3 separate regions of the Mus musculus genome follow, and regions 1 and 3 are each linked to region 2. The links are chromatin loops, found by intact Hi-C in ENCODE. Cell type or tissue: gastrocnemius. All regions are shown on one strand. Region 1 overlaps Camk1d (calcium/calmodulin-dependent protein kinase ID). Region 2 has its middle 16 kb from the start of Optn. Region 3 has its middle 43 kb from the start of Gm29857.

Region 1 (2,500 bases), 350 kb after region 2:
TCTGCAGAACTTCCTGCAGAGTCTTAACTTCCATTGCGACTCACTCATCTGTTCTGAAAGCCTGAGTCAATCCATCTCCGAGTGCCGCCTGCATGCCGTTTATCTTTCAGAACGTGGTCCCCATTCCTCTCTCTGCCAAGACGGGTGACTGAGAATAGGGGGAACAGTGAATCACCAGTAAGGCAGCCTAGGGTGGCTTTTCTGAATAAAAATATGCATAATTTAGTGACAGAAGAGCTATTCCTAGAAACTGACGATGAGGAACTCGGGCTCACTGTGAGGGGCCTTTACTATCAGTTAAGCTGACCATCTCAGGAGAGCAGATGTTAGGACAAACTGATTAATGAGCCCCACAGCAATCCCAAAGGTAAGAGAGACGGTCACTTAGCAACAGTCCCCATACAAGGCATGGACCTCAGTCATGCCTTGTGCTCTCAAGCACCTGCAAAATGCAAAGGCTACAGCGAAGTAGGGCAGAGTTAGCAGAAATGCTTGCTTTAATTTTTTGGAAGTGTTAACTTGCAGGGGCCCTTGGAAAAATGTTATGTAGATGGTGTCCCAGAAGCTATCTGTCTCTTATTTACATCTAGAATACCATAGAGTTCACAAAGTATGTTCTCTCTTCATTACATGCATGCACACGTGTACACACCAAATCAATACTTTAAAATTAAGCAAAAGAACAACAATAAAAAACAACCAAAGTAAAAAGGGGTATCAGAAGGCTGTGTATATAACTCAACACATCCCTAGCATGTGATTTCCTTTTTCTAACATTTCCTAGGCCTTGTGTGATTCAATCCCCAGTACTCCCAAATTTTAAAAAATTATAACTATTTCAAATAAGTTAAATACTTTATAACAAACTATATTAAAGCAAAAAACATTTTAGTTTCTTTCTCTAAATTACATATCTAGAAACCACAAAGGCAGGATAATTCGTCTGGTCACAATTTCCATGTTTTTATTACTTTAAAGTAATATCTGCTTCTACACCCTGTCTACAGAGCCTGCTCTTTCTAGCATGGATTTGTTATTTAATGTATTTGTAGTATTATCCACAATCTTTGTCGGGGTCACATTTTATATGACTTCTAAGTTTCAAACGGTCCACGCTTTCAATTCATTCTTTTCCACCAACCGTAGTATCTTTAATTTGGAAAATACTTCCTCTATACTTGCTGCAATAGCTGGTAAGTTCACAGCAAATGCTGATAAACAGGTAAATTCAAAATTGCTAAACTGTAACCTGTTGTTTGTTTGTTTGTTTTTTCCTTTTTGAGACAATATTGGGCAAGTTGGCCAATTGTGAACTGGCCTTTCTCTTGCCACAAGTTTGGGACTGCTGGGCTTATGGAAATCTGTCAACATACCCAAGTTCTATTTGTAAAATTTCAATCAAATATATATAAATAATTCAGCCCAAATGTTTAGGTACTGCTGGTGTGGGTGGGTGTGCACACATGTGCACTTGTAATTGTGCATGGAGGTCAGAAGACAGCCCCCTGGTGTTGATCCTCAGGAACTGCATATTGCTCACTGGCCTGGCACTCACTAAGTAGGTGAGGCTGGCTGTCCATCAAGTCCCAGAGACCTACTTTTCCAGCACCAGGATAACAAGGGTGCACGCCCATGTCTGGCTGTCTGGGTAAATCACACGCAGGACAAGTACTTTGCTGATCTAGCCATCTAAAGTAGGTGAGCAGAATAGTATTTACTACTTTTCTTTGATACTTAAAAAAAAGAAAAAGATACTTTTGTCTGATGCTTAATAAACCTTGAAAGATAGACTGTTCCTGTTAGTGATTTTCTTCTGCTTTCTCAAAGTTGGATGCTATACAAGCACACATCTCAATCTTTTCTCAAGGCTAGACAGATATAAAATTACCTGATAAAAAATAGAACTCTACCAAGACATTTTCCCCAGACCGAGCGCTTCCAGAGTACAAGTCTAGATGTTTGAAAACTCTTCCGCAGTCTTTGCGCTCTTATCATTTGATGTGTTCCATTTATTTTATAAGGATGCGTTTCAGGACTTAGTTTCAATCAGTGACTGCAGATGGTTACTCACTACAAATACTACTATTTATATCACTTAATATAACACCATAAATAAGAATTTCCAACTGTGGGGCTGGAGAGATGGCTCAGCAATGAAGAGGACTGGCTGTTTTTCCAGAGGACCAGAATTTGATTCCCAGTACCCACGTGGCTGCTCATATGATTACATCTGTAAATCCACTCACAGGACATCTGATGTCCTCTTCTGGCCTCTTAGAGCAAAACACACACACACACACACACACACACACACACACACACATACACACACACACACCATACACATGCACACACACACACACACACACACACACACACACACACCATACACATGCACACACGTGGTGAAAATAGATTTAGTCAAAGCATGTATACACATGAAGTAGGGAATTTGGTCCTGAGGTCTGACACTGGTTTAACATAAACCGTTTTTTGTTTT
Region 2 (2,500 bases):
CCCCACTCCCTTCAGGAAGGTGTCTGGGAACGATTTACCTCCTAAATGTGCTCAGAGATGTTGTGTTTTTCCTGTAACAATTTACTTGATTGTTCTCAAGGATGTGATATTTCTATTTGTGGGATGCTTTGTTGTTCTCCTGTCCATTTCTCACAAAGCTGGGGATAGGAATAGCCCATTCCTGGACTAAGATCTTGGAGGATGCTCTAAGACAGATATGCTTGGGTCTGAAGTTAGTTAGGGGCAATCCTGATTCACAGTTAGCTTCTTAGTGAACTGAAAAAACACTTGATACTTTACTAATATAATGTATAGGACCTGTGTTAGGTTTCTCCAGCAAAATGGGACGGAGAGGGAGAGGGAGAGGGAGAATGAAGCAGGAATGTCTAAGGTTTATATGAGGTCATCAGGCTGGAATTTCAGGTAAGAATTACAATTGATGTCTGGACTCCAAATCCCTCAAGTGAGAAACTGAGGCAGGGTTTCTCTGTGGCAATCTGGTTGAAGAAAAATTTCTTCTACCTTGAGAAACTGCAGTCTTTACTCTCAAAGCTTTCAAATGAAAGGACCCACACACAATATGGAGAATCACACGCTTTATGCAGAACACCAATCACATAAAGAATGTGTCTCCACAGAAGTATCTCCAGTGGTATTTGGCCAAATGCAGGGCATTTTAGTCTGGCCAAGTTAATGCACACAGTTAACTATCACATGGGGGAAAACTTATCAGTTTTTAAAGGTTACTGAGGGCTTGAGAGGCTGAGGCAGGAGGATCAAGTTTGAGGTCAACCTGGGTTACATGGCAAGACCTTGGTCTAAACAGTTATTATTATTTTTTTAATTTGAAGAAAAATTTAAAATTTGAAAAGGCATACGGAGCAGCTGATGTTTCTCCAACATCATCCCGGTGTGGGGAGGTAGAGGCAGAGGATCAGGAGTTCATGTTCACCCCTAGCTTTATGCTGTCCATGGTTCATCATCTCTTATGGCCCATATTAGTCATTGTGCCATTCAAAAGCCACAGAGCAAGAGAAACATGTTTCACAGCTCCTACTGTATCCTGGACCCTAGGGATGCAACAGTGGCAAGATGTGGTTTCTGCTCTTCATTGTGAGCTGACTTGGCTGAGGCTATAAAGCAAAGGTGCTTTGTGAAATTCAGAGAGGATAACGTAAGGTAACTCAGAGATATGCACAGGAAGTTGCATATTTGCAATAAAGCCACACACAGCAGAACTATTAGATCCAGGCACTCACTCAACGTGGATTCTGGGCTCTTCAGCTCTGATCTCTTCAGCTCTCATTTGCTCAGACTGTCTATGTCCAGCAGATGGTGCCAAATGACTGTCTGCAGTCAACTGGCAGTCCCTCTCAGGGAAAATCCAAATTGAGCCTATGAAAGAAAGGTCAGCATTTTTAAGGAAAGTGCTCTTTGTCAGACTAAGACCTTTTAATTTGTCCCATTTTAATAGTACATATGTATCAAGATAAAAAAAAAACAGACAAGGAAATGGCCTCCTTTGCTGGGATTGTGGAATTGTAAGACCCCCGAAACTGGGGAGACCTCCGCTCAAGTCCCGGGTTGAGCTGGTCGGCACCCCGATAACACCTGATGCAAACTGCAAGACGCTTTATTGTCAGCTAGCTGAGGGGAGTTCGATCTCGAGCGGTAACAGTAGGGGGCTTTTAACAGCTAGCTGAGGAGTTGGGAGGAGTTTGGCTACAGCTCTTCTCTGGCGGGTGTCCTTGGTAAAATAACAAGGCATGAAGAGTGAGGAGTGAGCTGTAGCTCTTCTCTGGGGAATCTATCTCCATGTCCTTGGCACAGGGAGCCAAGCAAGCGCCTGGCTAGGTCTCCCCACAATCATCGAGTCTCTGGCTGTAAGGCACAGAAACAAAAAGACTTTTTGTTGGCTATAGAGAACAAAGAGCTTCTTTCTGGCTGTATTTTAAGAGATCAGGGAAAACAAGCTTGGGGAATGTCCAGGGGCTTTACCTTTCAGGGAGAAACGCTCTAAGTCGGGGTCTCACAGAATTATGGGAACAGAGGTCAGGAAGTACTTCAGTAAAACAGCACCCCAATATAGACTGGCATATGAAACTCCAATGACTGAGCATACACGTGTGTATTCATATATTTTGAGTCTACACTTGTATAGAAGTGTATGTATCATGTATGCATATGTACATACGTGCCTGTGTGTGAATATATGGGTAGAAGTCCAAGTGTGTGCGTTTTTGTAATGTGTCTGTATGTGTTGAGTATTTGCAAGTAGGTGCCTATGGTCACATACAAGCATACTCATGGTGTATGTGGAGTGCCTGTGTATGATTGTGAGGAATATGAGTGTGAGTGTGCACATGTGGATGTGTATATCCATGTGTGACTGTGTACACGTATATGTTTACTTTTGGGAAAAATTAAAAAATAAAATAGATGAGGAATGGAAGGTTTGACATATTTTTAAAGGGCAAAGGTACAATTGTTGAGGCAGTGG
Region 3 (2,500 bases), 690 kb after region 2:
TATTCAGGAAGTCCTAACCAGAGGCTGATAAGAGCTGGGCAGATTCACTTCCCCAGAGATAGTTTCATACCCAATGATGCTGGTTCTGGATCCAGAAAGACAGTAGAGCCTTGCCACATAGCAACAGGGATGTACTAGAGAGAGGTTTATTTCACTTTAAGGACACATGCCTCTCATTCCACTCTCACAACAAATATCAAAAAATGTGGTGGTTCAGGCCTTTGAGTGCAGCACTGAGGAGGCAGAAGTAGTTGACATCTGTGAGTTCAAGACCAGCTTGCTCTACAAAGAAGATTCCAGGACAGCCAGGGCTACACAGAGAAATCCTGTCTCGAAACCTCCCTCCACCCCAACAAAAAGAAAGAGAAAAGGAAAAAGTGGTTCTGTCCCAGAATTGAAAAATCTGTGACTGCTAGACTGGCTTAATTTCTGATTCATCTGCTAATCCAGGAACATCCAGTGATATGCTAACAGGCTTGTTGGGGTTTATGTAGCTAACATCACTTACCTTAGAGTTCAGAGTCAGCCTTCCTTACACAAATGAGTTATTACAGCTCCACTGAGTTTCCTAGTTATACTGCCAATCTCCCCATGTTTAATTAAGGAACAGCAGAAAAACTCCCAAATTCACCGTTAGTTGGGATGCAGTTACTATAACAAACACTTGAATTAAGGAAACCAAGGGTCTGAGGTTTAAATCAACAACTACAAAACACAACAGAGAGAGGACAGAGCACATGGCCCTCTTACTCCACTGGGACCTGGGGAGAAGATCCAGTGTCTTCAGTCACAAGCCAGGTGTCACTTTAGCTGCTGTTAATAGGAAAAATTTAGTTGGAAGGCACAGCATAGTTAAAGGATATAAGAGGAGAGTCTCCATCATTAAAAACTCATACAGTGATTCAGACTTTTGTCTCCATGGAAACAACATCATCAGCTCTGCCAAGTGTCTCCACTCCAAGTACAAGGACCTAAAAGTAGGGAAAGCCTTTCATTAACTAAGCCAGGCGCCATCTTGTGGTAAGTCTCTTAGCAACGTGGAAGAAGCCACAGACTAAATGTTTCCCAAAATTATCTGTAGTGGACAAAACATCCGGAGCTTTTCCTTCCAACTAAGAACTAAGAAAGAGCCCATAACACTCTTCCGGGGATCTAAGAGTTAGCAGTTGTGATTTCTTCACCCCAAAGTCAGCAATCTTTAGAAAAAAAGGAAGAAAATTTGAGGAAGTAACTCAGCAGTTTTACGAAAGATATTCTTTAAATGACAGTGTACACCCCTTTTATTGGAGAAGCTTCACCCAGCGAGTCAGGGCCTGGGCCCTGTTGCTCCGTTTCCTGTCTGGATGGTTTAAAGGGAAGAGTGTGTTCCACATGTGGTCATGGAAGGTTTTCACACAGCCCCGAAGGGAGCCTGAGCATGTGGATCCTGGTTCCTACTTATTTTGTTTTTCAGAAATTATTAACCAAGGTCATCCCTGTGGATCTTATGAGAACCAGCTGCAGGTGATCCACTCATGTAAGAAAACTTCCCATAACTGACTGCACCAGGGCGACCAGGATCGAAGCTAAGGAAGGTTCCACAGTGCTGTCAGTGGATATCAGTGTTAAGGGTTTGACAGAACACCACACTGGTTAGAGGTGGTGCTAAGCTCTGTATTTTGTGTGGTTACAATACCAACATGCTTGTAGAGAGTGTCATAGACCTAGGCAATGTTAGTATTTTATTACCTCACCCAGCCTCACAGCAGACAGACTCTCAAATTCACCATTAGTTGGGATGCAGTTGCCATAACAAACACCTGAAACCACCACTACCTTACAAAGAAAAGGCTTGGATCATAGATTTGATGTTCTTGTCCAGGACAATTGTGCCTATAGCTTTGGACCTCCAGTAAGGTACCACATCAAGGTGAAAGTGTGTGGTAGAGCTAAGTAACTCTCCCTAGGACTAGCACATAAGAGAGAGAAGCCAGGATTTCCCAGCCCCCTTCAAGGGCAGTAATCTAATGTTCTGAGGCATTGCACTAGGCCCAATCTCTTAAAGTTTCTGCCACCTCCCAATAGTGCCCAGTGGGGACCAGGATTCTATAAGCATGTCTAACCTGTAGGTCTGCACAAATTTAGAAATTTAGTTAAAGCATTAAGGGGTGTGTGTGTGTGTGTGTGTGTGTGTGTGTGTGTGTGTGTGTGAATGTGGAGGCCTGAGGAAAACCCGAACTGTCATTCTTCAGATGCCTTCCCCCTCTTGTTTGTTGAAACAGGCTTTCTCATTGGTTTGATAGACATCAAGTAGGTTATACTGACTGGGCACTGAGGCACAGGAATCCATCTTTCTCTGCCTCCCTGGTACACACCACTGTGTCCAGTTTGTGTGTGTGTGTGTGTGTTCCACATATTCTTTTATTTTTATTTCATTACATTTCATTTTTTACTTATTCACTTTACATCCCACTCACTGCCCCTCCCTCCCCATCACACCCTCCACAACCCATCCCCATCC

The links. Hi-C counts contacts between places; a loop is a spot of excess contacts. Peaks named below come from ENCODE experiments on the same cell type or tissue, not always from the same donor. Only the 100,000 strongest peaks of a DNase experiment are listed, where the experiment ranks them.
Region 1: it touches region 2 in a loop (3.0-fold over the local background); 4 of 42 quality-filtered maps call a loop at or near these places.
Region 3: it touches region 2 in a loop (12-fold over the local background); 11 of 42 quality-filtered maps call a loop at or near these places.

What each region holds. Positions count from the first base shown.
Region 1 is chr2:5,429,999-5,432,498 of GRCm38, forward strand. The region is part of intron 3 of Camk1d (calcium/calmodulin-dependent protein kinase ID); the gene reads right to left. Among named protein-coding and RNA genes, the nearest start is that of Gm36853, 51 kb to the right of the region's middle. In gastrocnemius, a CTCF peak has its summit at 1,511 (motif pointing left); a DNase peak (open chromatin) is centred at 1,512.
Region 2 is chr2:5,078,909-5,081,408 of GRCm38, forward strand. No RefSeq gene overlaps it. Among named protein-coding and RNA genes, the nearest start is that of Optn, 16 kb to the left of the region's middle. In gastrocnemius, a CTCF peak has its summit at 1,333 (motif pointing right); DNase peaks (open chromatin) are centred at 1,332 and 1,628; H3K4me3 peaks cover 545 bases; H3K27ac peaks cover 345 bases.
Region 3 is chr2:5,769,830-5,772,329 of GRCm38, forward strand. No RefSeq gene overlaps it. Among named protein-coding and RNA genes, the nearest start is that of Gm29857, 43 kb to the left of the region's middle. In gastrocnemius, a CTCF peak has its summit at 1,034 (motif pointing left); a DNase peak (open chromatin) is centred at 987.